7 separate regions of the Homo sapiens genome follow, and all the other regions are linked to region 1. Evidence: chromatin loops called from intact Hi-C (ENCODE). Cell type or tissue: mammary epithelial cell. All regions are shown on one strand. Region 1 has its middle 130 kb from the start of PDE1C. Region 2 overlaps PDE1C (phosphodiesterase 1C). Region 3 has its middle 33 kb from the start of NEUROD6. Region 4 has its middle 70 kb from the start of ITPRID1. Region 5 overlaps ITPRID1 (ITPR interacting domain containing 1). Region 6 overlaps PDE1C (phosphodiesterase 1C). Region 7 overlaps ITPRID1 (ITPR interacting domain containing 1).

Region 1 (4,000 bases):
GGGAACTCAAAGGAAGCAGAGAGGATCTCTTCCCCTCACAAATGCTGGGAGAATGACAGTGTCCAGGACAGTGAAGAGTTGAGACTGACCTTGACTTGAGTGCGCTGTGTGAATGCAGGCACACCAGCTTCCAACCAGCAGATGGTTTGAGAATGGCATCTATCACAAGGCCAGCTGTCCTGGGGCGAGAGCCACCGGGTGTGGGCACTGCCATGCTCTGCAGTGGGCAGGGTGAGCTAGAAGAATACCTCATGTGGGTACTGCATGGTGGGCACCTCACATGGGTGCCGCATGGAAAGTACCCCATGTGGGTACCGCATCGTAGCCACAAGGGCAGTGTGGGGAACAGCTGATCTCCCCTGCTCAGGTCCAGGCCTCAACTTGGTGAGGAGCTCCTGGAACCCACTGTGGCTCCTGACATTGGGGACTTCTGGGATGAAGTCAGCTGGCTGTGGGGTCCCTTTCTAGTCCTGCTCTCTGGGATGCTGGTGAAGCTGCCCTCCAGTGCCAGGCCCTAAAAACCCTCCTCTCTAGACATGTCTGTTTTATGCAACTGTCGGTCTCTATTAGACAGTCAGCTCCTTGAGCCCATGGGCCGTGTCTGGTTGACTGCACCTGACCTAGAGAAAAACGCTGATTGAAGACTGCATAAACTGGCCCCTTTCTGCTCCTTTCCCCCTGCTCCTCTGCATCCTAATCAGTGAGCCGTCCCATTATCAGCATACACAATCCCCAAATCCCCCCAGAATATATCCTCAAAGGTCTCCTACATGCTAGTGGGAGAGTCCCCAGCAGCCACCATGTAAGCTCTGGGGGTCAAGCCGGGGTTTGAATTCTGTGTCCAGAATTATGAATTCTGTGCCGCGTTGAGCAGGTAACCTTACCCCTCTAAAAACACATTTTCCACACCTTGATCCTAGAACAGTACTGCGTCTAGAATCGGTTTCTTCTGGTGGGTTCTTGGTCTCGCTGACTTCAAAAATGAAAACATGGACCCACCTGGTGAGTGTTACAGTTCTTACAGATGGTGTGTCCATAGTTTGTTCCTTAAGATTTTCAGATGTGTCCGGAGTTTCTTCATTCTGATGGGTTCACGATCTTAATGACTCCAGGGGTGAAGCTGCAGACCTTGGCAATGACTGTTACAGCTCTTAAAGGTGGCATGTCTGGAGTTGTTTTCCTTGGGGTTGCTTCATGGTCTCGCTGGCTTCAGGAGTGAAACTGCAGAATGAGTGTTACAGCTCATAAAGGTAGTGCAGACCTAAAAAGCCAGCAGCAGGAAAATTCATTGCAAAGGGGGAAGGAACAAAGCTTCTGCAGGGCACAAGCAGACCCAAACGGGTTGGCTGGGGGGTTGGCCTGCTTTTATTCTCTTTTTTGGCTCCACCCACATCCTGCTGATTGGTCCATTTTACAGAGTGCTGATTGGTCCGTTTTACAGAGTGCTGATTGGTCCATTTTACAGAGTGCTGATTGGTCCGTTTTTACAGAGTGCTGATTGGTGCATTTACAAACCTTTAGCCAGACACAGAGCACTGATTGGTGCATTTACAATCCTTTAGCTAGATAGAAAGGTTCTCCAAGTCCTCACCCAACCCAGAAGCCCAGCCAGATTCACCTCAATGCTAGAGCTTATTTCCAAGTTGTTGTGGATGATCACATGCAAGGGTGAATGTTAAAATACTTGAAAACATGTGACGTGGTCACTGAACATCAGAACAGATGCTGGTCATGGACTATGTGAAGGACTAGAGTCCAGGAGACCCCTGACAGGACAGACATGGACCCTTTAATTGCTGGATGAAGCTGGGGCAGCAGAGGTGGATATTGGCCCTGATAACCTGGAATTCATTATATGAAGCACAGGGACTGTATACCACAAGCGCTCAATAAGTGTGGCTGGTTGTTATTACCTTGAGTTTTCAGCCTTCCTCCCCTCTCTTCTTCCCTTTTTTCTTTAATTTCATATATACTTATTGAAGACTTTTCTGTTCTTCTGTGAGCCATGGAGATAACACAGATGAGTTGGTTTGTCTTCAAAGGGTTTGCAGTCTAATTAGGGAGACAGAAGTGACTACTACAATACAGCATGTGGAAGGAAATGCTAGCAATTGGTAGGAGGAGCTGGGAGAGTCAGAACGGGGACGCTTCAGCCAGCCTGGTGTGGAGGTGAATTCAAGGGAGTCCTCCTGGAGAAAGTGAGCATTAGCTGAGGCTTGAGGGTCTGAATGGGGATAATAGGTAAAAAAGGTAACTTCTAATCTTCATTGGAAAAAACTCCAAATACCACATGTAAGGGAATGAAGGCCACATGTAGTGTTCAGACGTGGCCACATGTAGTGTTCAGACGTGGCCACAGTGTGGCAGAAAAAGCCCAGATTTTGGTGGCATCCCTCTCCTCTAGAGGACGTAAAAGACGCTGCATTCAGTGCATTGGACAGAGCTTCTGTCAGGAGTCCAGGGCATTGGAGGAGCCCGAGCGAGGGAGACAGTGCCCACAGAGCTCTTGTGGCTGGGCAGCTGTATGCTGGAGTTCTGGTTGCTTTCCTGAGGGAGGACTAATTTCTCCCCCAAGATGAGCAATCGTGGACAAGAAAATACAAAAGTCCTCCCTTATCTGCGGTTTCACTTTCCCAGTTTTGTTACTTGTGGCTAATAGCGGTCTGAAGATATGAAATGGAAAATTCCAGGAATAAACAATTCACAAGTTTTGATTTGAGTGCTGCTCTGAATAGCGAGATGAAATCTCACTCTGCCCCACCCACGATGTTAATCCTCCCTTTGTCCAGTGGATCCATGTGTAGATGCTACCTACACGTTAGTGACTTAGGGGCCCTCTCGTTTATCAGATTGCAGTGCTTGTGTTCAAATCACCCTTATTTTATTTAGTAATTGCCTAAGTGCAATTTCTAAGTGCACTTAGTAAAAAGTGCAAGAGTACTGATGCTGGCAATTTGGATACACCACAGAGAAGCCAGCAAGTGCTTTCTTTAAGTGAAAAGGTGAAAGTTCTTGACTTAATAAAGAAAAAAACTGTATGCCAAGGTTGCTGAGATCCACAGGGAGAGCGAATTTTCTATCTGTGAAACTGTAAAGAAGGAAACAGAAATTCGTGCTAGTTTTGTTGTTGCACTAAAGCTGCAAAAGTTATGGCCACAGGACAGGATAAGTGCTTAGTTAAGATGGAAGTGTTATTAAATTTGCGGAGGGTAGACATGAGCAGAATCGTGTTCTGATTAACAGCAATCATGTTAGGCACCATCCCTGGTTTCAGGCAGTTGTTGGAACGTACCCCCTCGGATAATGGGGGACTACTATAGCGGTATCAAAAGCAATAAGAAAATAGAGATTAATTAAGAATCCAGGTATTTTTGGAAATAGATTTTCCTGTGAAAGAGCTGGAGTACTTAGGGTGGATGGGGGAGTGAAGCAAGGGGCGGCCCTTCGTATTTTTGTGCTGGGTGAATGATCACCTTCCCTCTGCAGAGATGGGAAATGGAAGGCAGAGATGTGCAGTGGGGTGATCGCTGGGGTTGGTTGAAATAGAGGGAGGCAGCACCTATGACATGGTGATGCCATGTATGGAGCCCCAGAGGGAACTCAAAATCATGTCCGAGACAGTGCTAGAGTTCAGCCAGGGAACTTTACTAGATCAGTTGTTATGGCTAGGAGGGTTGGTGACAAAAGAAGGGAGCTTGAACTGGGGATGGATGAAGACAAAAAGAAGAAGAAGAAATATGTGGGAGGAACGACTGAGAAATGCCATGAGTGGGGGACTGTGTGGCTGGTGGCTGGGCTTTCAGTGTTCTCGGGGGCATGTACTACGTTTGAGACAGAACCATATAAGGGATCCAGGACAGATGAGATCACGTACATGTAGGGTGCTATGGCAAGCAAAATAGTCAAACTAATAGAAATGCAGAATTGGATGGTGTTTGCTAGGAGCTGGGTGTGGGGAGGAGCAAACAGGAAGTTGTTGCTCCATGGGTATAAAGTTTCT
Region 2 (4,000 bases), 420 kb after region 1:
GCATTAAATACATAGCATCCTAAAGACACCCTACTCACCTTGAGTCTGTAGGCTCTTTCCTGATGAGGGCACTGGCCATATATGAATGGAAAACTCAACTCATCTCCTCAGCTTTAGATGTTGCTGCTGTTCAGCTGGATTTGTGAGAAATATCTGGATTACTATCAAGAACATTTAGCAAGACTCAAAAGAGAGAGGCAAGCAGAACCAAAACCCAAACCTCAACCAATGACTAGCTGAATAAACAATTCTTTGGAGGAATAAGGAAGGTATTTCTGGATGTATTCTGAGAATGCTCTTCCAAAAGGGAAGATGGTAATAATGGACTTGTTTTGATTTCATGGTTGTGATAGAATGTACTTCCATGATGTGAAATACACTTCTGGCAGATAAAATGCAGGTTGTAATTTGCATTTGTACATCACAGGGTAAAAGAATGGCCATCCATTCTGAGGAAGAGTGTTCTGTTCTCTAAGATGCTGCTTAACCAATGTTATCCAAATGCCATAGCATCATATCTCCAAATACAAGATTAAATCATAAGGATTCATGTAAAACAGAGTATACTGAGCTGTTCTCAGAAAAATTAATGATGTGTTTATTGTAAATCTTTATTGCACAGATGAGCCTGACAGTCCTTCAATGTATAATTTTCCCCCAGCATCTAGTAATGCATAAGTACTTGTATGTTCTTCTGATTACCAAATAAAAACAATGAGTTAACCTCTTAATTGGAATTGGAAAAATGAAAAGACTTTTTTTTCTTTCTTTGAATGTTTCCCATTGTTGTCCATGTTCTGTCTCAGATATAGAGCTGTCCAAACTCAGTCAACCATCTGTCTCTTTTGTATTCCCTTAAACGTCTCATAATACCCAGGCACCAAGTGCCTTTGCCTGCATGCTGAAAGACATACACAGAGTATGACTATATCACGTTTCATTTCACCTTTTTTGACTGTGAGGGATGAAGTAAATGGGTTATCAGAAGCTTATCAGAGGCATAAGAAATCTCAGCATTCATGGAATTAAGCTGGATTCCATATGTTTAATTTTCTTCAGGGTACAATGATATGGTTTTACAGCCCTGTGATGCTAGCTTTCTGAATTGCAAACTTTTTCTTTCTCCTACTCTTGAAAGGGGTATATTTGGCAATATTTTCCTGCTCAAGCCATGAACATAAGGAGTCTGACTAGGGAATGCAGATGTTCCTTGACTTACCATGGGGTCACGTCCCAATAAACTCATTGTAGGTTGAAAAAACTGTAAGTCGAAAATGCATTTAATATGCCTAACCTACCAGCTGTGTTTGAATCATAGCTTAGGCTATCCTGCCTTAAGCATGCTCAGAACACATTATCCCAGAGTTGGGCAAAATCGCCTAACACAAAGCCTATTTTATAATAAAGTGTTGAATAGCTCATGTAATTTATTGAATACTGTTCTGAAAGTGAAAAACAGAAAGGTTATATACGGTTTCTTCTGAGTGTGTATTGCTTGTGCATCATCATGAAGTCCAAAAATTTAAGTTGGGCCATCATGAGTCAGGGACTCTGTGTAGTCATTCATTACTCCCCTTTGTGGGGATAAAAGTGGTTTACATCCTTTATGGCATCCAGCCTGATGCCTTCAAACCGGCCTCAGAGAGAGAACCCTCTAGTGGTGATACTGAATATTACACAAATACCACCCCTTCATCAGGGCCTCCTGGTGTATCGTTTCGCATGGTATTATTGCTCTGATGAAGGCGACTGTGATGTTTCTCCAAAGCAGCCATGCTTGCCATTCACTGAAACATATTTTTAATTTTTTTCTTAAAGTAAAAATAGAATTTACTCAATTTGGAAAGTATCGACAGTATAATAGGAAACTTAAAATCACTTGTAATACCCCATCCAACAATTAATCATTGTAGATACTTTATTTTCTTATGATCTTTCGCTATGCATTTTTACACAGTTAAGGCCATATAGTATAGTTAATTTTGAATTATGGTTTGTTCACACAACATTGGATTGTAAGCATTTTCTTGTGAGTGTTTTTTTAACTTCTCCATTAATATAATTTCAATAGCAGCATAATATTTTATTCTGTGGCTCTAGCGCAATTTACTTAACCACCTCTCTGCTGTTGGGCAATTAACTTATACGCTTTTATTTTATTTTTTGCAGTTGTAAATAGCAGCAATGGAGCTCTTTGTACATAACGCTTTGTCACATTTCTGAATATCTCCACTGGACAAATTTCCAGATATACAATTACTGGGTCACAGGTTGTTAACACTTTTTTTAACTCCTCATTCATATGTCCAATTCAAGTTCAAAGCACATTCAAATATTTTGAAAGCCACATTTAAATAGCTTGTGGTGTTGTATCTCTGAATAGCTCTTGCTTTTAATCATTCTTCTTTGTGATGAACAGACATATTCAAATCACACGAAACTAAACCTAGTATTGATGGTGGTTGTATTGTGCAGGAAAAAAGCATTAAATACTCTGAATATGCAGCTCTAATTTATATACTCTTGGTTGATAACTCTTAGGGCAGTGTGTGGGGGGTGGGGGGTGGGGCGTTGAAGACCTCCAGACTCTTTCAGTGTTCCCACAGCCTGAAGCAGAACTTGGACTTTTACTGATGCTCTCTCTTCAAAGCTGTAAAGGGGCAAAAACGATGATTTGTTCTGAGGCTTCAGGCAATGGCTTGTTGCCCTGTGCCCCAGCCCAAATGGAACACAAAGAAGATGTTGGCAGATATGCTCAGCAATAATGATCAGAGGTCTGTGGGTATCAGAAAGGCAGTCATTTACAATATGCTAAAACAGAGAAATTGAAAATGGCCAATAAGTTGACAGAAACTTTCATACCTCAGCTTTTCAGCATCCTCCTCTGCCCTGTGGGATCTGGTTGTACTATAATAACATTGCTATTGCCAGACCATTAATAATGATGATGTTTGGTCTCAAGAGCTCTTAAATCACCCTTTCTCCAGCAGGCATAGGCTTGGCCAGGCTAACCCCATTTTGCAGAAGGGAAATTATTTGTTTGAGGTTAAGCTGCAAATCACTGTGCTTTAGCACTAACTTTGTGAAGTCCCGAGTCTTAGGTGTGCGTTCACCCTGAGGCGGGTAGCCTTAGTTGTCACTTCTATCACTGTCCTCTTCTCCACACTCTTGATGAATTGGATTCATTGCCCTCTAGTTGAACCAAACAAGGACATTAATTTGAAATATCTGAAAGCTATTCATTTGTCAAAGGATACCTCAAGTCACATAAGCTGCAGTGGTGACATCTCTGCCCCTAGCTGACGGATTGGGTTGTTTACTCCTTAAATGGCCACATGCTGTGAGTCAAGGGAAATGTAATTCCTGACCTTAAAGTGTTTATTTCCCAAAGATGACAGATTACCTACTTAGACACACACACACACACACACACACACACACACACACACACAAATGCACACGTGCACACACACGCATGCGCACATGCACATACACACACCTTTCTAAAACAAATAATAAAAACTGTGTTGTATGACACAGTTTGCTAAGCACTGTCATGTGTGTACTCTTACTTGATGCTCGCAATTATTGTCCTGACATTGATGTTTTCTCAATTTCATAGATGAGGAAAATGAAATTTAGCAATAGCAGCATTGACATAGTTGTTTGTTCATTTGCTTTTATTTTACCTCATTTATCAGATATTTGAGAATTCTAAAATCATGCAAATTTAATACATTGCTTTTTTAATGATTAAGTAAATGGAATAAAACCAGAGTCACAAAGTAGAGCTAGCATAGATGGAACAAACCAGGGCAAATGTTAATAAGCAGACGTGCAGTCTAAATCGGCCTCCCCTGATTCCTAGCATTATGCCATAAACTGGGTCTAAGCTTTCTGGAATCTTAAGTTTAAATGGAAATAAACCATTTACAAGATTCACATCCGTGAGGATGAGCACACCAGTTGTTTCAGAAGAAAGTAAGGCTTCCCTCCCGAC
Region 3 (4,000 bases), 830 kb after region 1:
GAGTTTGGACTGGAGCAGGGAAAAGACTGGAAGCAGAGAGGCAGGATCACTAGGTACAGAGAAGGTCACAGAAACATAGATGAAAGCTGAGAGGAGGTTGAGCCAAGATAGTGTCTGTGGGTACAGAGGTAAATGGGGGGCACCTTTTGGCCTAGAGAGTGTAACTATTTTTACTCAAAATACCTTTTGCTGGTGGCAAGCACCAAAGGGAAGTAAGCAAGACAGGAGATGGTAAATGATGACCTAATTTTGGTAAATTCTCTGGAAAATCTCACTAGGAATTTGATGCAATTCATCTCAGATAATTTGAGGTATGAATGATCCTAAGTAGAAATGCAGATGTGTGCTTCTAGGTAAAGTCAGGTGCTAATAATTACATTGGTAATTCTTCATTATAATGAGGCTATGTCTGCACCCTGGCCACCACCTCAAAACTTTGCTCTCCTGTTAGGCTCACGACATTTTCCACTGGAGGGGATGTGAGGCCAGTTGTGCTTTGATCTATGTTCACAAGTTCCTCTCCATTTAATACAGATTTCTTCCTTCCTTCCTTCCTTCCTTCCTTCCTTCTTTTTTCTCTCTCTTTTTCTTCTTTCCCTTTCTTCCTTCTTTCCTTGATTCCCTCCTTCCTTTCTTTCTGTCTTTCTTCTAGTTGGGAAAAGTATGTCTTTTGGGAATGCAGTAATAATTATATTAAAAAGATTTTACACACACATAAATGTAATGCTAGCCACACATTCTGTGGCTGTTTGATGTGCTGCTGAAAGTTATCTCCCTGTTGGATTTAATTAATCATCTCAAAAATATCTAGGATCCTGCACCTACACAGGTAAGCACAGAGAAATTCTAAAACGACCTTCATTCTTAGCAGACAGAAGGTTTGCTGAATCACTCCCAAATGATTCCTTGGTAAGGGCCCCTTTCTTCCTCACATTGCTCCTTCTCCTCACACACAGTGGCCCCGGTGGAGGGAGGGGTTCTGTGGCAGTGGAAATGTCTGAGTAGCTACACTCTCCCTGCCCCAGCAAGATGCTGAGTTCTATTAGTCAAAATCTACCCTGTATCAGTCACCATCAGCACTTTCCTTCATATGCTCCTCTCAACTCTGGGAGGAAGACAGTAGCCTTGCCTCGTCTGTGTCCAATGCATTGGCAGGCTATGTATATCTATACATGTATCATTGAGCATGGTGGCCCCGGTGCTTGCATCACAGCCCTTCGACTCACATCTGTTTTCAGTGACAGCTTGTCTGGTTTCAGATTCACCCACCTTAAGTGTGTACCATGTGTCTCCACTTTCTGTTCTGGGGACTTCTCCACTCTGTGGTAAAATGCATCATCCTCAGAGGCAGCCCTTACTCCATATGGGACAGGAGCTGGCAGACAAATGGCCCAGCCTCCCGGAGGCACTCTACCCTGCTGAGGAGGTCTCCCTGGGCTCGAGCCTCTGCCGTGCTCAGCAGCCCCTCCGTGACATACCCGAAGGTCAGCTTCTCCTTATTCTGTGTCACCCTCAACTGGGATCCACAATTTCCAAAGAAACCACTGTATCACGTCCTTGTCTCGGGCTTTGTTTCTGGAGGAACCTCTATTAAAACAAAAGCTATGTCTGGCACCTAGTAGGTCCTCCATGAAAGTAAGTTCTCAGCCCCTTCTTCTTCCCATTGTAGAAATGAGGACACTGAGGCCCAGGGGTTCTGAGTAACTTGTCCAAGACCACACAGCCTGAGACCCACAAAGAAGTCAAATTGAAGGCCTCTTTCTGGTGGTTTCTATCTCAAAAGCTGCCTTTTGCTCTGTCCTGAACAAACCAATGAGGACCCCTAGTGGCATGAACAGAATGGACATGCAGGAACTGCAGATAGTGCCTTTGACCAGCCTGACCCCGATTCTGGGAGAAGTCTAGCCTTGCAAGTCAGCAACAGGCTCCTAATTAGGCTCCCTCCCGGGTGGTGCTGAAACCATGGGGGCTGTCCCATCAGATGATATTTCTCTTTCTTGTAGAGGAAAGAAGAGCATCTTATTCCTAGGTTTTCAGGGAGGCTCTCTCTCTGGATGTCAAAGCTCCCTTTGCTGGTTTGGACAATGTCTAGCCTCTCCGGCATCAGACAATTGCTTTGTCAATTCCTGAAGTGAGGGAGATCCCTGTCTACCTGATGGAGCATCAGCAAGGGGCAGGGAACAGGTCTACATCAAAACAGCGTTCAGACAATAGGGCATTAGCTGAGGACCAAACTGCCTTGTGTTGGGGCATCCTCCCACCAGGGTGGGCACAGAAACCCACAGGCCTCCCAGAGTGCAGTGCATTTGCAGAAACTCTGCTCCTTTCAGAAACCTTTGCAGCCCACAAGCATTCATTCAAGAGATGTTTGATGGGTGTCTTTGTCTTCGACATGCTCACACCTTTCAGCCCCCACGATGTCAACCATATGCTCCTAATGAGCAACCCGTGTTTATTATAACAGGGTCTCTTTATCGTGCATGCCCTGTAGCCAACTGTGTCACACTCTCTTCTAAGAAGCTTGGGTATGTGGAGTCATTGTTCTGGGCAGGCTGGATCAAGAGCTACCGGAGGTTGTGCAGTGTCGAGGAAACAGATGGAACAGATGGGGACGCTGTGGCAGAGCACAAACCCAAGAGAAGAGCCAACGGGTGCTGGACCAGCCGCACAGGGTGTAGGAGTGAGAAGGAGGCAGAATTTGGCTTTACTCATCTTTTTTCCCAGCTGGTGAATCCACCTTCTTCTCCTTTACCTGCTTCCTACCTAAGGTATAATTCATGTGTTAGAAGTCCAGGCTCCCCTAAATGCAGGGCAATCCCCCAATTCCTCCTCCTCTAGGACCGCCTGCTTAGAAGAAAGACAGCTTACAGACGTATAACTTGGGGGAAGCATAAAACAAAATAAGCTAAGTACAAAGGGCAGATATGAAACAGATTTTTTTCAAGGCTCCAACTGTGGTAGATATTATAAGCAGAACAGATTTCATATGGAAGACATTGACAAGGAATAAACATAGCACCCAAAGCTAGCGTTTTCAAGGATTTGCTTCTTTGAACATAAGGGCTTTTTAAAAAATCACATTTTTATCAAACAATGAGCAGCAAAATCTCTCCCCCAAAATGGCAAAGGCAGATCAAACCTAGGTATGGGTTACCTGTATTTGCAGGAACTGTTTCAAAAATCCCATTTCAATTTGCTATGAAAGCATGCGTTGCCCTGGCTTTCTAATCTATGTTGAAAGCTCAAAGGTTAAAGAGACTTGGCTGAATTTGTCTTAAGATATAGCCTTTGTTCTGATTCAATCATTTATTTGAATTTAATATTTTAAAGGACACTTCAAACAGACTTCACAATGCACTGTTACCATCCGGGCCATATTTATTGTTTAATATTTAACTGGGGAGATTTGTCAAAACCCTTAAGAATTAATGGTTGCAAACTTGTGGAGTTAAAAGGCTTGTGGAGGAAACCATTTGCTAACAACAGGGAGACAATGGCCCTGCAGGCTGGGCCACCAGAAGGCAAATACACATTTGGGGGTCTAGTGGCCTGGTGAGCCCAGCTACCCAGACAGCAGGAAGTGCAATTGCCTTTAAATAAATATTCTAATGTGTTTAACTTCTGAACTATAAAGCTCAGCTTGCGCCTTAAGAAGAGAGGTGAAGGTGAGAGCAAAACAAACTGTTATTCCATGCCTTCTACAAACACACACAAGAGAGTCCCAGGGCTCAGAAATGAACCAACTGCATTGAAATGCACCTCTGACTAAACGATCTTAAGACCTGGAGAAAAACATTTTTGATCATCAGGATCCATGGATGTTGTCTATATTTTTATGATATCAAACATCAAGAAGAAAATGAGAAACCTAAATATCTATATATAGGTGAATGGATCATGTTGCAGAGACAACATATCAGGGTGGCTTACTGAATTTGTTCATTCAGATATTTCTGTGTTCTGTAGAGCAACAAAGCTGGGATTTTTCATAGCTCTTTAT
Region 4 (4,000 bases), 760 kb after region 1:
AAAACAGACAGTGGGCTGGATTTGGCTCACATGTCATAATTTCTCAGCCCTTGTTCCAGAAATCTGAGATCAGGCCTCTTCCGCTTTGCATCTGTTTTGCCCGTCCAAGTGCCTGACACATAGTATGTGTTTATCAAACTTTATTTGAATAAATTAATGAAGAAACGAGAAGGGGCAACAGGAGTAAATAAGTATGTCTGCTCTCTCTATGCACAAGATATAGGGCCCAAAATGTTCAGCCTGTTGAGTTACTAGAATATAAACAAAGTATACACACAGCCTAGGACCAGCGTCCTCTAGGATTCTCTTCTCAGTGGGGCCACCAAAATCACTGAAACAGGTCAGAATCAGGTTAGCATCCCCAAAGGAGTCAAAACAAGAAGGCAGTGCCTAGACGTGGAGCTTAGCTGGATGGAAAAGGAGGAAAGTTCATGGGGTCCATGAGCGGACTCAGAGCAGCCCTATCGCAGGATTAAGCCTGGGAGGTTAATATGATGCATCGGTAGCTGTCACGGCCTTTATTTCTCTCCTACAGCTGCAGACAGTGGTGTCCCGAGTCCTTGAGAGAACAGCTTGGGAAATGAGGCTTATGTGAGATGACAGGAAGAGTCATTGCGGCAGAGGGATGGGACAGAGCAAGAAAAATTGTGAGATGGCTGACATGGTGCCAGGTTGGAGGGAATTTTATAAACCAGGCAGAGGGTGTTAGACATGAAATATTATCAGAGAGGCAGAGCCATGAGAGTTTTTTTATTGGGGTGAAGACATGATTGAAGAAAAGTTTTGTTGCCACTTATAGGATTGGAGGGGACAGAAGTAAAAAAAAAAAAAAAAACCTAGAAGTTTCTTAAATAAATTCAGGTGTGACATGATAAATGTTGGCAAGGGAAATGAGAAAAAAAGGGTGACTTTAAGAGAGACTTCAAAGGAACAATCTTTACGACTGTGCATAGCCTCAGTAGGTAGAGAAATGTAAACCAAAGCTGATACCAAGATTATATGCTTAGCTGACTGAAAAATGCACCATTTCTGGCCAGGCACGGTGACTCACACCTGTAACCCCAGCACTTTGGGAAGCCAAGGCGGGTGGATCATCTGAGGTCAGGAGTTTAAGACCAGCCTGGGCAACATGGTGAAACTCGTCTCTACTAATAATACAAAAATTAGCCCAGTGTGGTGGCGCGTGCCTGTAATCCCAGCTACTCGGGAGGGTGAGGTATGAGAATCGCTCAAACCCAGGAGGCAGAGGTTGCAGTGTGCCGAGATCGCACCATTGCACTCCAGCCTGGACATCAGAGCAAGACTTCATCTCAAAAAAATAAAAAGAAAAATGTGTCATTTCTTTCTCAAAAGAGACAGAGGGTAGAGAAGGAAAAGGAAACAAATGTGAGACTCAGGTTTTACCTTTTGCCAGTACAGTTTGAGATGGTCATGATACATTCAAATAGTTATGTCTATCAGGCTGAAAGTTAGAACTTGAATGGAGAGAGGTTTACTGGTATGCTGATAAATGTTTAACAACTGGCTCTCCAGGAAGGAAAGCACCCTGGTTTATATCATTTGCCAATTCTGCGGCGTAAATGCTTCCACCATGGCTGATTTTATGCTGCCAACCTGAAGTCACTGAATGCAGAGTTGGGAAGAACTGCCTGTGGGGACTGATGGGAGGTGACCCCAGAACAGCACTGGAAGATGACAGGGATGGAGACTTGAAAATCAAAGAAAACATAAAGTCAAGTCCTGCATTTTACGATGATGAAACTGAGACTGGAAATGGGACAGAGAAGAGAGCTGAACTCTTGAAAGCAGTAGGATGGTTTAGAGGCAGAAGACCAAAGTGTCAGAGATTTAGCCTTTATCTCTATACACAGAGCTTGGTGCTGCTGCAAAAACAATTCATTTGAAGATCAGGAAGATTATGATATTTAAGGTAAGAGAAATATAATTCCCAATGATTATCAGTAGATAGAAGAAAGATAATGCTCAGAGGGTTGGTTGCAATTTTCTATTCTACCTAAGTTCTGATTGGCCTATTGTCTGTCATCCTTAGCTGCTAGCACAAATTACTTCAGGTACTAATTTTCTGAGCTTGTATGCACATTCTGTTTGGCTTATTTCTGCAACAGGTCAAAAGAAGGAAATGAGCCTGTGTGTTCTTATCTAGGCATTCTCAGAGAAGGCTACAAACCCATTACCTCTCACATCCATTCAGAGCACTGTGACACCAGGAGCATGGTGAGAGCTCATCTGTTGTCTTTGGGGATCTTAGGGATCTTTTCTTACTTCCTCATCATGACTCCTAAAACCTTATTCTAAAGAGCCTGCCTTGGGAACACTTGCAGCTTTTACTGCCCCCTAGTGGATATCACACATTACTTCATCCTTCACGGCTTTTATCTGCTGAGAGGGATTAGAGATCTCATCAAGCTCTAGGGTTCAAGGAAAGCCCAATAAATAGCTTTCTCCTGATAACTTAAACTTCAATAATGCGACGGTTCTCAATAATCTTAGCACTCTGAGTATGCCCAGCATTCCTTTTAGGGAAATACAGGTTCATTCAACTTCGTGTGTGACACTAGATTGTCCCCCAAAAGTCTCATTTAAATGTTGTTTTAGCCTCGTTTCTTATTCTAAAGCTTTTTAATCAATTGAGAGCATCTGAGAACTTGACTTTAAGAAGGAGGAGGATCTCTTGTTCTATGAGTATTCTATGGGTTTCTTTCCATTTTGTGGAAATAAAAATAATCACAATTTTCTCTTTAAGCTTTTGACCTTTGTGAGATTAGACCCTGTAGTCCATTAAGAGATCTCAGACACCAAAGTTGATATGGCCTTCAGAAACTTAAAAAGCCATATTAAAATTTTAAGTGTACAAAGACTACATTGTTCACCGGGCCCTCTTTGACCTTGCTAAGAAAATGTTTATAGGGAAACATCTGCAGTCTTGTGTGCAAATACTTAGGAGCGTAAATCAAATCTACAGATAACGTCTTTGAAACCCACTTGTAACTCACTCATTCTTTATTATTGGGTGTTCCTCTCAATTGCTCAATCAGCAGAGTCAATTTACTAGTTACAACTATGATTTTACTTTACTTATGCAATCGGAATTAAATTGGCCTTTTGACTATGACTGTAAGGCTTATTTTATCATACACAAAATACCCATCCTCACATCATCCCACCCCCAACACACACACACATATCTACAAAAGCTTTAAAGGGGAATATAGCCCTTTTCTGAAGGTTTTCTTAGAGATGGGTAGGATGTCAAGGAAGGGATTATACCACACTTTAAATAAAAACCATCTTAACTGCATAGCAGGGTTTCCAGTCTCCTTTCATTCTCAAACTTCCCCTGTCCCTCCGTCTCCTCTCTGCTCTCTCATGTTGGTCCTTCTGGCCTCCTCTCTGTTTCTTTCCCTCTCTGCCCATCGTTCTTGCTAAGGTGATCAATCTGGTCTGTTCTTGGATCCTCTCAAAACCTTATTCATACAAAGCCCATTTGAGAGAAAATGTACTAAATATTTTCACTTTAACTTTTTGTCCTACGATAAAAAAAACTTCTTTGTGATGATTATTGTGCAAACACGAAAGTTTGCCCTTGGACCAAATTACTGATGTCATCCACATGGAAGTGGCAAATGCTGATGCTTCTGCTCCTCCTTATTTCTTCTCCTCCATACAACGTGTCTCTAGACATTCCTCCGGGAGCCAGCAGAGTGGAATCACTGCATTATCTGTGGGCTCTTGTACACAGGCCACTTGGGTGTCTACACTGAGGATAGTCCTGATCTCACTGGAACTTAGACAGGAAGGAATGCTTCTTTTCAAATTGTTCCTAATACCACTACTCTCTTTCCTCTAAATGAAGACAGCTGTACTAGTGTATTTTCATTTATGGGCCGTGACCCACTGGGAGATCATAAAATCAACTTAGTGGGTCACATTGGGAGTTTTTAAAAAATGAAATATAATAGAAGAAAATATCAGGGTGCAT
Region 5 (4,000 bases), 570 kb after region 1:
CCATACATCATTATTATTATTTCAACTTTTCAAACAATCTCGAAGCAGTTACTATTCTTGAATATAAGCTTCATATGCAATGTTTGCTATTAACCCTCTTACAATGAATGGATGAAATTATACGTTAGAACACTAGCACAGAGTGATATGTTAGAGCCCATTTGTCCATGTGCTGGCTAGTTTATACCAGTCTGGTTGATATGGCATAGCTGTGTCCCCACCCAAATTTCATCTTGAATTGTAGTTCCCATAATCCCCACATGTCATGGGAGGGACCTGGTGGGAGGTAATTGAATTATGGGGGCGGTTTGCCACCCCCATGCTATTCTTGTGACAGTGAGTGAGTTCTCATGAGATCTGATGGTTTTATAAGCATCTGGCATTTCCCCTGCTAGCTCTCATTCTCTCTCCTGCTGCCCTGTGAAAAAGTGCCTTCTGCCGTGATTGTAAGTTTCCTGAGGCCTCCCCAGCCACACAGAACTGTGGGTCAATTAAACCTCTTTTCTTTTTTTAAAAAAAATTATTTTAAGTTCCAGGGTATGTGTGCAGGATGTGCAGGTTTATTACATAGGTAAACTTGTGCCATGGTGGTTTGCTGCACCTATCGGCCAATCACCTAGGTATTAAGCCTGGCATGCATTAGCTATTTTTCCTGTTCCTCTCCTCTGACCCCCGCCCTCCCCTTACAAGCCCCAATGTGTGGTGTTCCCCTCCCTGTGTCCATGTGTTCTCATTTAAACCTCTTTTCTTCATAAATTACCCAGTCTTGGGTATTTCTTCATAGCAGCATGAGAACGGCCTAATACACTGGTCCAAATGAAAATAAACAACTACAAAGGGTCCCTAAAAGGTAGAAAGAGTAATTTCCTCCAAAAGAGGTATACTTGTGATATAACTGTTGCCTTTCATTAACTGTACTTGTGTAAAGCACAAAAAACAAACCAATGTTTGAAACTCAAGCAATAAAAAATCAGACATTGGGAACCTCACTTGAATGATGAGATCAAATGGTGGAATTGGGCATAGTTCTCTCAGGTGTAGAGGCTTATTTATCTTGTGTTTGTTTTAGAAGTGAAATGCCTGCATGTCAATCGTTTTGAGAGATTCACCAAGCAAAATGTGGGCCAGGTTACTGATGGTTTAGTTTCTTCAAGAGGCTAAAAATCCTTTCTCTTTATAGAGTACCTTCTCAACAACCAGACTATGCACATCTAGATGTAGGATTTCCAAATTCTAAATATTCCCTTAGAGTCATAGAAATTAAATGAGACAAAGGATGAGAAATCACCTAGCTCAGAATGGCCATGATGGATTATTAAACAAACAGACAAATACAAATGTACATCATTTATCACTCCCACACCCTCACACCTAATATGTAATATAACATATCACACCTAATATGTAATACATTGCCTTTAGGGAAGGCAATATGGCATCTGGCAAGAGTAATGGCAGTGGTACCAGCACGCCTGGCCAATCCCACCCCACCCAGTTCCTTCAGCTAGCTAAGCCAAGACTAGGGGAACTTGAGACGTCTCATTGCCCTCAGTGGCATTTTCCCTAGGCACTCAATATGCCGAAGGAGCCACAGTTCTTCCTTACTCTGCTCCAGTGGGGCCTTGACTTCCCACCTGGCACCTACCAGTCCTTTTCCTCCAGCTAGATCTTATCACCTAAGCATTCTATTGCCAGCTGAATCCTGTTCCAAACCAGTTGTGTAAATGGAATCCTTCACCACCACCAAGCCCTGCACAATTTTTTTCATGCCTCCTTAGACTGCTGGTTCCCCCATCCTGCCTATCCCATAGCTTAAGGGGGTCCACTTCTGTACACTGGATGCTATTGAAATCTAGTTAGGCTCCATGCTGAACCATCTAGAAAATTTGAAGCCTGCTCTACTGGAGTCTGATTCTGACTCTCCTACTTAGAGGCTGTGTGATCTGGAGCTTGCCTCTTACTCTCTCTGAGTCTGTCCCCTCATAGGGAAAGTAATGAATATGGTAATACTATGTTACTTGTGGGGTTGCAATAAGGATAATATCCAGTAATATATTTCTAATAATATATAGGCTACATAATGTTATATGTAAATTTTTGCTGCAGGACATCATTATTAATATTATCTGTTATAACTCAATCTTCGTATCATTAATAATAATCATGGTTAATACTAATATTAATTAGAAATTACCATTTTCAGCACACAAGTGTCTTCATGGAGATGAATTTTACCCTCCCAATTAGGGGGACCCTGCTTGGGGCAGGACTACTCTACTGACTTGTAAGTTGGGAAACATTTCTGCCTAGGAGGAGACAGACGCCTCAGGCACTTTGTGGGAATAATCACCAGATGGCAGCATTACACCAACCACAGAGTGGAAGAACCTGGTCCCTGCCAAAGGACCTTTGGAATGGCTAAAATTAGTAAGAAAAGTCAACCTGCTTTTCTGGGCTGGGCTGGTCTGGTAATAAAAGCTTCTGAATTCTAGGTGGAAAGTTCCTGTTTAAAATAGTCTGAGTTCACAGAAGCTATAAAATTGAAAGTTACATGGGAAGAGGGAGAAAAAGCAGAGGTGATGGGGTGTCAAGTGTGATAAAGTTGTGTAGAGCAAGAGAAATGTTTCAACCTCAGACTGTTTGAAGTTAACTGTCTTCATCAATCAATTCTACTTTAACTATTTTATGGTCAAGTTCCTATCTCTTCTGTCCTCCAATGGTACAAAATTCTGTGACAGCTCTGTGGTGAAGCTGAGTCACCAAGCAAGTTAGCCTAGAGTTGGAATGGACATTAGAGATTAGGCAAATGCCAATGCCTTTAAGAGCTGGGCAGGTGGCATAAATATGTGAAACAGCTAGACTTCAGGACAATGGGCGGTAGTGTGAATTGTTCAGACCAGAGAGCAGTTGTTCCTTCTAAGGCATTTTACAAAATTAATTTTCAATGTTTTGTAGAACAAACAAAACCTCTCTATGTTCCCCAGGTTGGAAGACAGGATGGTGCCACCTCCCTTCCAGAACACTCCTTATAGATGGTCATTTAGCTAGTGCTTACTCACTTTTGGTGACAAGCAATGACTCCTATCTGGTCAGAGAGCATCATACGTTTTAGGAAATTCGTCTTTGTATTGGCCACCTCTACCTTAGCATTTTACATTTGTCGGTCATAGCTCTGCTCCTTGGAGTAGTGCAGAATGTGTCGAACTCCTTTCCCAAAGACAGCTCGCTTGGACTCTCCAGGCCTTTCTCCTCAGCGTAAATCTCCCCAGACCTGGCCGGTCGCGGTAGCTCACGCCTGTAATCCCAGCACTTTGGGAGGCTGAGGCAGGCAGATCACGAGGTCAGGAGATAGAGACCAGCCTGGCCAACATGGTGAAACCCTGTCTTTACTAAAAATACAAAAATTAGCTGGGCATGATGGTGCCCACCTGTAATCCCAGTTACTCGGGAGGCTGAGGCAGGAGAATCACTTGAACCAGGGAGTCGGAGGTTGCAGTGAGCCAAGATCGCGCCACAGCACTCCAGCCTGGCGACAGAGTGAGACTCTGTCTCAAATAAATAAATAAATGAATGAATAAATAAATAAATAAAAATAAAAATCTCCCCAGACCCTTTAAATCAGCTCTCACAGGGCAGGCTTTTCAGGCTGTTTGTGTCTTGTACTTTTGAATAGGCTCTTACTTAATGCTTGCTGTAAAACCTGTCACCCAGCTGGGCTTCAGTAGTAGGGATGACGGTCTGACCAACATGGAAACGAGGAGGACTGCTCTTTTCCTGCTGCTAGATTTCACTTCCATACACACAGCCTAAGGTTGTGTTAGTTTAGTCAGAAGTTGTGTTCCCAGTGTTGGGTTACACTGATATCAGTCTCTATTTTGAAATCAATAAATAAATGTTTAGAAACCTAAGTGAATGGTTTAGTTTATATCCTTGTGAAATTTGATCTAGCTTGTTTGGGACCATGGTTCCATCCTGTCATGGATAATTTTTATTTTTATTT
Region 6 (4,000 bases), 140 kb after region 1:
GAATCTTACCAGAAAAGCAATTCCAGGAGAATACTTTAAAAAATTGTTGTTTGTTTCCCCCAGATTACATATTTAATGTATTAACTGGTCCTTTTACTCTCCCATTCAATTGGAATTGCCAGATCGTTCAGCATATTTTTATTGGGTTTCCATTATGTACTAGGTGCTAGGAGCTTCAGAAGGGATACGAAAATATCAGAAGAAAATCCTTACCATCAGGAAACTTAGAATATATTGAGGGAAACAAGATACGTCTTATACATGTGAAAAGGTTAAAAATCAACAACAAAAAAGAGGGCAATAATTAATTGCTGACTAAGTGATGTGGACGCTACATGCTAGGATTCAGAGAAGGGAGACATTTGTGTTTGAAGGATTGTTTTCGAGTCTTTCTTTTCTTAATAAAGATCAAGTTAAATCTCTCTGAAATACATTCTTAATGTATATTAAAGGGGAAAAATGTGAATATCAAAAGAAGTAGATTCTCACATTTACAGTGAAATTTTCTTTACTTGAATACTCATGCAGCTTACTAGTACATCATCACTTGATTATTGTAATTTGGTTATGCTAGTGTATTAGTTAATTACAACTCAATATTTAGCAGCAAAGTGCTTAATATCTTGACTGAGCTTTACAGCATTCCTCTGTCAGTTGGGAAGCAGCCCTCAGCAGAGAGGTTTCTGCATTACCATCTCTAGTTTTCAATCTTTAATTTTCTTTGGCTCATGGAAGACTACTTTCCTTGGTTTCCATTTCCCCACATGGAAGAAAAGTGTTTATAGGACCTATCTCCTGGATTTTTGAGAAACAACTAAAAGAAATAATTGTTATTAGGTTAATGCAAAAGTAATTGCAGTTTTTGCTGTTAGTTTTAGCGGCAAAAACCGCATTACTTTTGCACCAACTTAACAAATATAAGGCACATTACAATAGACTGGGACAGCTTTGAGAATGACCATCATCGGAGTTTCCCACTAGCAATAAAAATGAATTCTACAACAAATGCAACACTCTATTTCTGGAGGAAGTATACTGAATTCGTGTAAAGTGTTGGTATTCTTCAGGCTTTTATTGTACTGTTTATACAGAGTCCTCTTGACAGCTGTTATTAAACAAAATAAATGAGTCTTAATGACCGTAAGACAAAGCTAGATGTTCCTAGCTTGTGAGATTATGAAAAAACTAAAGAGAATCATTCCATCCAGAAGATATAAAAATTGATCATTTTAGGTAATGAGTTTTGTTCATATAGTTGAAGGAATACACATCTGTATGCAGAAAATTCAGTCATTCATTCACTTACCAAATATTTCTGTGGCACTTACTATGTGCCTGGTGCTGTGCTAAGCACCAGGGAATTAGTGGGAAACAAGACAAAGGCTCCCTCCCTCGGGGGATGTTCAGCCTACAGTAGAGGAATATATTAAACAATACTTCCATAAATTACTACCTGCTGTGACGAGTGCTGCAAGAAGTCCAGCACAGGGAGCTGTGAAAACATAGAAGAGAGGACCCAAACCTGGTCCGGGATTCAGAGAAGGCTTCTCTGAGGAAAAGAGACGCATGCTGAGACATGAAGATTATGTAAATTGTAGTTAAGTAGAGTTAGGGAAGCGTATTCTAGGCATTTAAGGCCTGGGATGTTTATACCTGTAAAGATCTAAAGACAAGAAGGAGCATGGCCCCTCTGAGAAAATGAAAGAAGGCCAAGTGGCTGCAGCGCAGACTGGAAGGAGGCGAAGGCTCCAGACACAGCTGGAGAGGAGCCAGGTCCGACTTCATCCACCAGGGGGCCTCAGCAAGGGGAAGCCATTATCAGTAGGCATGGATGTGAGAACTTTTTAGGAGGTAGATCCAACAGGACTTGGATATGGGGGATGAGGAAGAAAGTGGAATTAAGGTCAACTCGCAGGGTTTTGGCTTGAATCCCCAGGTTCTTTTTTCTTAGATTAGGATCACTAAGGGAGGAACATGTTTGCAGGTCTTGTCGTGAGTGGGAACAGAATGAATGGGGGATAGAGAGTTCAGTATGGGATGAGTTCAGTGTGGGACATACTGACTATGAGGGGAGATATGGGGAAGGCAAGAGCAGTTGGATAAGTGAGTCTGGAGATTAAACAGGTCTGGAGATATAATCTACAGCCCAGCAAAGTAAGCAGGAAAATTCTGTGTATATCTGAATGATGCCAAATTAATATATCTATAAATTTTGTAAGTAGAGAATACAGTTTAGTGTGACCCCTAAATAGTCTGAAGGAAGGTTTCAGAAGACCAAAAATTTATGTATATTTTCTCATTGGCATTTACTTGTTCAAAATATTGGCATTTACTTAGGCCAGCTAATAATCATAACTTTACTTGAAACTTATATTGACTACTTGGTATCATGCCCATCAAAACATAGGTTTGGAACAGAGACAGAAACCAGTATGGTCATTCCCAGTATTCCAAGGGCAGAAAGAGGCCATGACCCAGGGAGCCAAATGGGATGAGCCCTCATCACGGACCTTCTGGGAGGTAGAGGGCACATGCCATGGGGCTGAGACCTGAAGCCTGGAGCCTAGCCCACTGCAGAAGGGCCAAGTGAAGCTTGGCTGCGTGGAGGCTCTCTGGCTCTGGCAAGAGGCCTTTCTGCAGTTTAGGCTCCATTGAGGGGGCTTGGCCTCCTGTGCCTGCTCCAGAGGTGCCTCCATGGATATGGCTGGGCCTTGTCTCCTGGAGCAGTCCACAGTTCTGGCCACAGCGCTCACTCACTGTACCACCTCTGCCCATTCATGCCCTTTCTCTGCTCTTTAAGGCCTTCCTTCTATTTCTACCCAAATCCAAGGACCCATTGCAAGGACCCGGTATTCAATATTCTGCCAAAATACAGCTTTCCTTTCCCTTAAGGCCACCAGAAGAGCAATAATTTAGACAATCAGTATGAGAGTGCATGGAGCATTTTGTCTGAAAGTCACAATTGGATATCCAAAGACCATTAAACTGTTGTTTATCCAGATTCCAACCAAAGAAAATGCTTAAATAACCAAGACTTTTCCTACACTCTAGAGATACATCTAGTAAATATGGAAGTGAAAGATTAATCTTTGAAAGCTCCTTCCAGATGTTTTAGGAGTAGTTCAAATTCCGACTGACATCCTGCCACTTGTTTTCATTTGTCTCTCTGACTTTTGTCTAAGGATGACCCACAAAAGTTTATTGCATTTAGTATACCATTCCATGTGGGTGTCACTGGAAACCGTGTCTGCTAACTGTGAGGAATTTAAACACTTTCATAAATAAGGCCTTTCCTAGCTCATTAGTGAAATAGAAGGATTAATTATCATAAATCAAGCCTCATAAATGTTGTTTCAGAACTGCCATTCTGACTATAAAATCACTGACTGAAATTAGTCATTGTTAAAAAAAAAATGAAAGAATCGTTCAAAGCACCAATTTCTGGGAGATTTGGCATAGTTTCAGTGAAGGTAACTACTATAGCTCAGGAAAATTTGCTTCCAATGCTCATCTGATTTCAGTTGACAGAAGAGCTCAAAATGGTCCCAAGAAATGCATCTGCTAGTTGGCGCTTTTTTTCCCTGTATTTTGGACAATGGGCTCATTTTGCCATATTTAAATTGTTGAGATTTATAGAGCGTGTGTTTAGGGAGGCTTACATAGATGATGCTACTACAAGATAGGATTTTGGATGAAATAGGAAGGACTCATGCTCCCAAGGAGCCATGGCACTGATTCAAATTCACCTGGAATTGTAAATGACCAGCAGCTGCTTTCTGCCAGGAGTCAGTTTTGATAAGAGTTGGGAGGAAGGGCACAGAGTGGGGAGAGGGAAGGAACACTGCAGGAGTGGGTAGGCAAGACTTAGAAAAATTAGACTGACATTGAAGTGAAATTCAGCAGAAGATTACAGTTTTTGTTCTGGCTAAATCTACAAGGGGAAAAACAAAGTAGAGAATTGAAACAGCTCTGTGAATAATTCAATTAGAAAAAACCCTAC
Region 7 (4,000 bases), 560 kb after region 1:
CAGCTGTTGTTGGGTGGCCTTTGGGTGACAATCATTGTGTCCCAGAGGCTGGAAGGCAGTCTGGAGGCCTAGGTGACATAGGGATGCAAGGATGTAGGTAGAAGAGAGGAGGGGAAGTGCCAGAGTAAGGGTTTGTGAGAAATTGAGTCTGTTTAATCTTGTTTAACTTTGTTGCTGGGTACTGCCTCACTCTGAGTATCAATAACATTGAACACATCTGTTCAGCTGGTATGTGTTTGATTAAAGAAAATCTGCTTAGAATAATGTTTATTAGTCTTAGTCCTGCTTAGTCACAGTCCTGGAGGTTGGAATCTGCAGGATCAGCTTCATCCACCTAACAAGCCCACCCTGAGGAAGGCAGGCAAAGGTTAGGCATCCTGTCATCTCCAGGAGTTGGAATCTAGAATTGAACTTTGTCTACGCTTTTAATCCTTCCCATTGCTCCTGATGTAGTCATCGTTTAACTCTTACTTTCTCTCTCAGGCTGTGCCTTTGCCTTGGTTTTCTCATTTAAATATATTCCTGCAGCTCCTGAGAACTTTGGAACTCTCCACTAACAGACTTGACCACCCTCCAGTCTGCCTCCCAGCAGCACAAGGCTGTGTCCCTGGGATGACCTTAACCTCCCCATCCCCCAATAAAAAGCCTGACTGAGAAATCTAAAGGCTGCCAGGAAAATTTACTGTTTGCTTTCGCCAACACCTGACATAGGCCCTTTCTAAGAGTATTTATTAAATGTTGATTATAATTGTAAATATGTATTTCTTACAACTCACAAGTGTCTCTCTCAAGGACCTGAGAGCCACTCCTTTGAAATGTAATCATCTAGAAGGTTTGGGCCTCTGTCCCCGGTCTCTAGGAGGGCAGAATCCTAACTTCAGTTACTGCTGGCTCACAAACACAGTTGGTCTAATGGCATTGACATGGACCAATTCTTTGTGATTTTTCACTTTTCTGACTCTACTGAGCCCCTACTCTTCACCCTCCCTTATTCTCTCTTTAGAATGCCCAAATCACCTCTGCACAAATTGGAGTGGAGCTCAGCTCTTTCCCCTGCTGTCAGTAGTTGCTGAACACAATCTGTTTTCATGGCTTTAACTAAAGCTATTTACCTTTGGCACCTCCAAGCCCAGTCCATTTGCCGGCACTCTGATGACTTGCTGAGTTCTTACCAGCTATCCCCTTTGTTTTGCATCCTGGGTTGGATCATGCTTTGAAATCCATGACCCAGAACTCCAGGGCCACTAACCATTTGACTTTGAGTAATATTAATGCTTGTTAGGCCCTAAAGCCATCTCTATCAGACCCACAGGCTTGGACCCCTTCCCAAAATCAGTGTAGCAGAGGCTGCTAGTTGACTACTCACAATCTTTCTCTCCTTTATTCTTGTTAACAAGAATACTTTAGAGGCATCCATGTGTCTAGCTAAAAAATTACATTTCCCAGCATTCCTTGTAGAGACAATGGCCAGTGAGCTGGGAACAGAGAGCATGCTGTGGGGCTTCTGTGGTGTGCTTTAAAGGAAACTGATCTTGCAGGCTGGCTGTTTTGAAGCTTCTCTTCTTCCTCCTTCCATGGAGACCAACTTTACAGCTAGGTGGACTCCTCTAGCCCTGTTTCTAGGAAGTCTGAGATTTCTTACCCTTCCTCTCTAAACTACATGGCCAACATCCTGGCAGCCGGATGGCTATTTTTACCAGAATTGTCATAATGGAAATACTTTCCTAAGAGTAATGTTTTTATATTGAAAACTCTCCATATTTTGGTTTTGGAGTTTGGTTTTGATTCTATCCTCTCGCTTTTATACTGAATAACGTATTTTGCATAGTAAAGCTCTTGCATCAATTTTGCAATTTTGCAATTACTCTTGCATCAATGTGAGTGAATTTGAAACACTTAGGGAATCTCTGAAGTGATACTGATGTTGGCAGGAATGCTAGATTATGGCTCTTAAGACCAGAAAAGATCTTGTAGACCATGAAGGGCATCTGTTATAGATACGTGTTCTGACATAGAATGGCTAGTTAACTTGTCTGTGGTCAAAAAATGGCAGTAAGATTTCGAACCCATCTCTTGTTTCATTTCTTTTCTTCTAAGATCTGAGTCACAGCAGGGACCACAGTATAGCTGAACACAAGGATAAGTTGCTTGTCCCTTAGCAGCGAGCTGTTTGAGTGGTTCTAGTAGCTTCCCATCAGGTAACCAAGACTTCCCAACTGGTTCAAATTCACTTCAAAGTTCTGGGGACAGTGACGCCAGGATCATGGAAGTGTAGTGCTCAAATAGGCTGAACATCATAAACATTGAATTTTATGCTCATGTAGTTATTTTGGGGTAGCCTTTTGTGATTGAAAGGTATAAGACTGGGGTGTTTTGGTTTGGGAATAACTGATGGAGTGTTTGCTCTCTGAGAATGGTGGAGGGATGTGGAAGATTCTGAAATGCTGCCATCTTCTGGTTATTTGGAAACATGGAAAAACACATTTTAGCCCTAGAATAAGTATAGAAATGATTTCATAATAAAGAAAACTGTAGGTGAGAAAAAAAATAAATAAAAACCCTCAAAAATAGAGTGTTTTGAACATTTCTTCTTTTTCTTCTTCTTCTTTTTCTTACAATATAAAGGCTTGATTATAACCCAAATACCAAATGCAAGTTCTGCTCTACTGACCCAAACCCATTGAAACAAACTTTAACTTCAATGGTAAGAGCACCATCACCAAAAGACAATGAATTTTCACTTTGAATATGCTCATATTACTTTTTCTTATTTGTGTACTTTTACTTTTCTCTAAAACTAAATCATAAACAATATGGAAGCACTTCTAATATTCAGAAATCTTATTTCTGATAGATCTCATTTTCTTTTCTGGAATTTTTTTTGAATTAACACTTTTTAAAATTAACAAATTATCCTGAAGAATTTACCTATATATAACAATTTAGTTATACCAACAAACCATTTTTTTGAATTAACAAATTATTGCAAATAACTCACTTATATGTGAAAATTTAATTATATCAACAAATCATTACCCTAGACAACCCAAAAAGGCCACAAAAATGGCATTTATCAATTAGTCAAATGTTTATCTGCAGTGTTATATATTGCTATATTAGGGGGGTAAGATAATGATGTTTTTGAGTCTTCAAGTCCTTTACCTAAAATTGCTCTTAGTTTCAACATCTGCTCAGAACTCCCATTGTCGTCGTCGTTGTCGTCATCGTCTTCTTCTTCCTCTTCTTTTTTTTTTTTTTTTTTTTTTGAGACGGAGACTCTCTCTGTTGCTCAGGCTGGAGTGCAGTGGCATGATCTCACCTCACTGCAGTCTCCGCCTCCCAGGTTCAAGTGATTCTCTTGCCTCAGCCTTCCAAGTAGCTGGGATTATAGGCACACACCACCACACCCAGTTAATTTTTTTTTTTTTTTTTGTAGTTTTAATGGAGACGGGGTTTTGCCATGTTGGCCAGGCTGTTCTCGAAGCCCTAACCTCAGGTGATCCACCCATCTTGGCCTCCCAAAGTGTTGGGATTACAGGCGTGAGCCACCATGCCTGGCCTCCCATTATCTTCTAAGAGATGTCCATCTCTGCTTATAATCTTCACTTGGTCCAAGAGCTATGTCCTGTTAATATTTTCGTAAATATTTTTTCTAGCCCTGTCTAGCACTTGGCATCTAATTTAAAGCCAATTTTCTTCAGAACAGTTTTCAGGCCTTACAAACCCAGGCTCACTCTTAGTAGATGTTGCTGCATGCACTAACTTGTTCTCTTTGTGCTTTAAATGTCTTTAAGCGGTCTCCTGTCATGGAGGAATGCAATCTCTTATTTCCACTTGCTTTCCAGCACATGCGCCTGTGTGCATATGTATGCCTGCATAGGAGTATAAATATGCACACGTATATGTGTGTATGTTTGAATTGTTTTCTTTGAGTGTATTTTTTTCTATTTCTTTGGATGTTAATAAAGGGAAATTCATTGTCATCTGGTAAAACCTTATA

What was found. Peaks named below come from ENCODE experiments on the same cell type or tissue, not always from the same donor. Only the 100,000 strongest peaks of a DNase experiment are listed, where the experiment ranks them.
Region 2: a loop joins it to region 1, with 8 times the contacts of the local background. A loop is called at or near these places in 14 of 110 quality-filtered maps.
Region 3: it touches region 1 in a loop (6-fold over the local background); 2 of 110 quality-filtered maps call a loop at or near these places.
Region 4: a loop joins it to region 1, with 21 times the contacts of the local background. A loop is called at or near these places in 13 of 110 quality-filtered maps.
Region 5: it touches region 1 in a loop (4-fold over the local background); 13 of 110 quality-filtered maps call a loop at or near these places.
Region 6: it touches region 1 in a loop (9-fold over the local background); 10 of 110 quality-filtered maps call a loop at or near these places.
Region 7: it touches region 1 in a loop (14-fold over the local background); 16 of 110 quality-filtered maps call a loop at or near these places.

Annotation. Positions count from the first base shown.
Region 1 is chr7:32,202,957-32,206,956 of GRCh38, reverse strand. It overlaps a transcript of PDE1C not described here. Among named protein-coding and RNA genes, the nearest start is that of PDE1C, 130 kb to the right of the region's middle. RefSeq lists an enhancer at 617-1,816. In mammary epithelial cell, a CTCF peak has its summit at 2,356; a DNase peak (open chromatin) is centred at 2,426; H3K4me3 peaks cover 455 bases.
Region 2 is chr7:31,780,256-31,784,255 of GRCh38, reverse strand. All of the region lies in intron 16 of PDE1C (phosphodiesterase 1C), which reads left to right. Among named protein-coding and RNA genes, the nearest start is that of PPP1R17, 95 kb to the right of the region's middle. RefSeq lists a silencer at 1,585-1,634. In mammary epithelial cell, a CTCF peak has its summit at 1,663 (motif pointing left); a DNase peak (open chromatin) is centred at 1,595.
Region 3 is chr7:31,371,358-31,375,357 of GRCh38, reverse strand. No RefSeq gene overlaps it. Among named protein-coding and RNA genes, the nearest start is that of NEUROD6, 33 kb to the right of the region's middle. RefSeq lists an enhancer at 3,168-3,787. In mammary epithelial cell, a CTCF peak has its summit at 1,819; no DNase peak of the experiment used is centred here.
Region 4 is chr7:31,441,914-31,445,913 of GRCh38, reverse strand. No RefSeq gene overlaps it. Among named protein-coding and RNA genes, the nearest start is that of ITPRID1, 70 kb to the left of the region's middle. In mammary epithelial cell, a CTCF peak has its summit at 2,351 (motif pointing left); no DNase peak of the experiment used is centred here.
Region 5 is chr7:31,632,458-31,636,457 of GRCh38, reverse strand. All of the region lies in intron 10 of ITPRID1 (ITPR interacting domain containing 1), which reads right to left. It also overlaps a transcript of PDE1C not described here. Among named protein-coding and RNA genes, the nearest start is that of PPP1R17, 53 kb to the left of the region's middle. In mammary epithelial cell, a CTCF peak has its summit at 2,352 (motif pointing right); no DNase peak of the experiment used is centred here.
Region 6 is chr7:32,060,129-32,064,128 of GRCh38, reverse strand. All of the region lies in intron 1 of PDE1C (phosphodiesterase 1C), which reads left to right. Among named protein-coding and RNA genes, the nearest start is that of PDE1C, 8.3 kb to the left of the region's middle. In mammary epithelial cell, a CTCF peak has its summit at 1,789 (motif pointing right); a DNase peak (open chromatin) is centred at 1,778; H3K27ac peaks cover 5 bases.
Region 7 is chr7:31,646,940-31,650,939 of GRCh38, reverse strand. The region is part of intron 12 of ITPRID1 (ITPR interacting domain containing 1); the gene reads right to left. It also overlaps a transcript of PDE1C not described here. Among named protein-coding and RNA genes, the nearest start is that of PPP1R17, 38 kb to the left of the region's middle. In mammary epithelial cell, a CTCF peak has its summit at 2,438 (motif pointing left); no DNase peak of the experiment used is centred here; H3K27ac peaks cover 288 bases.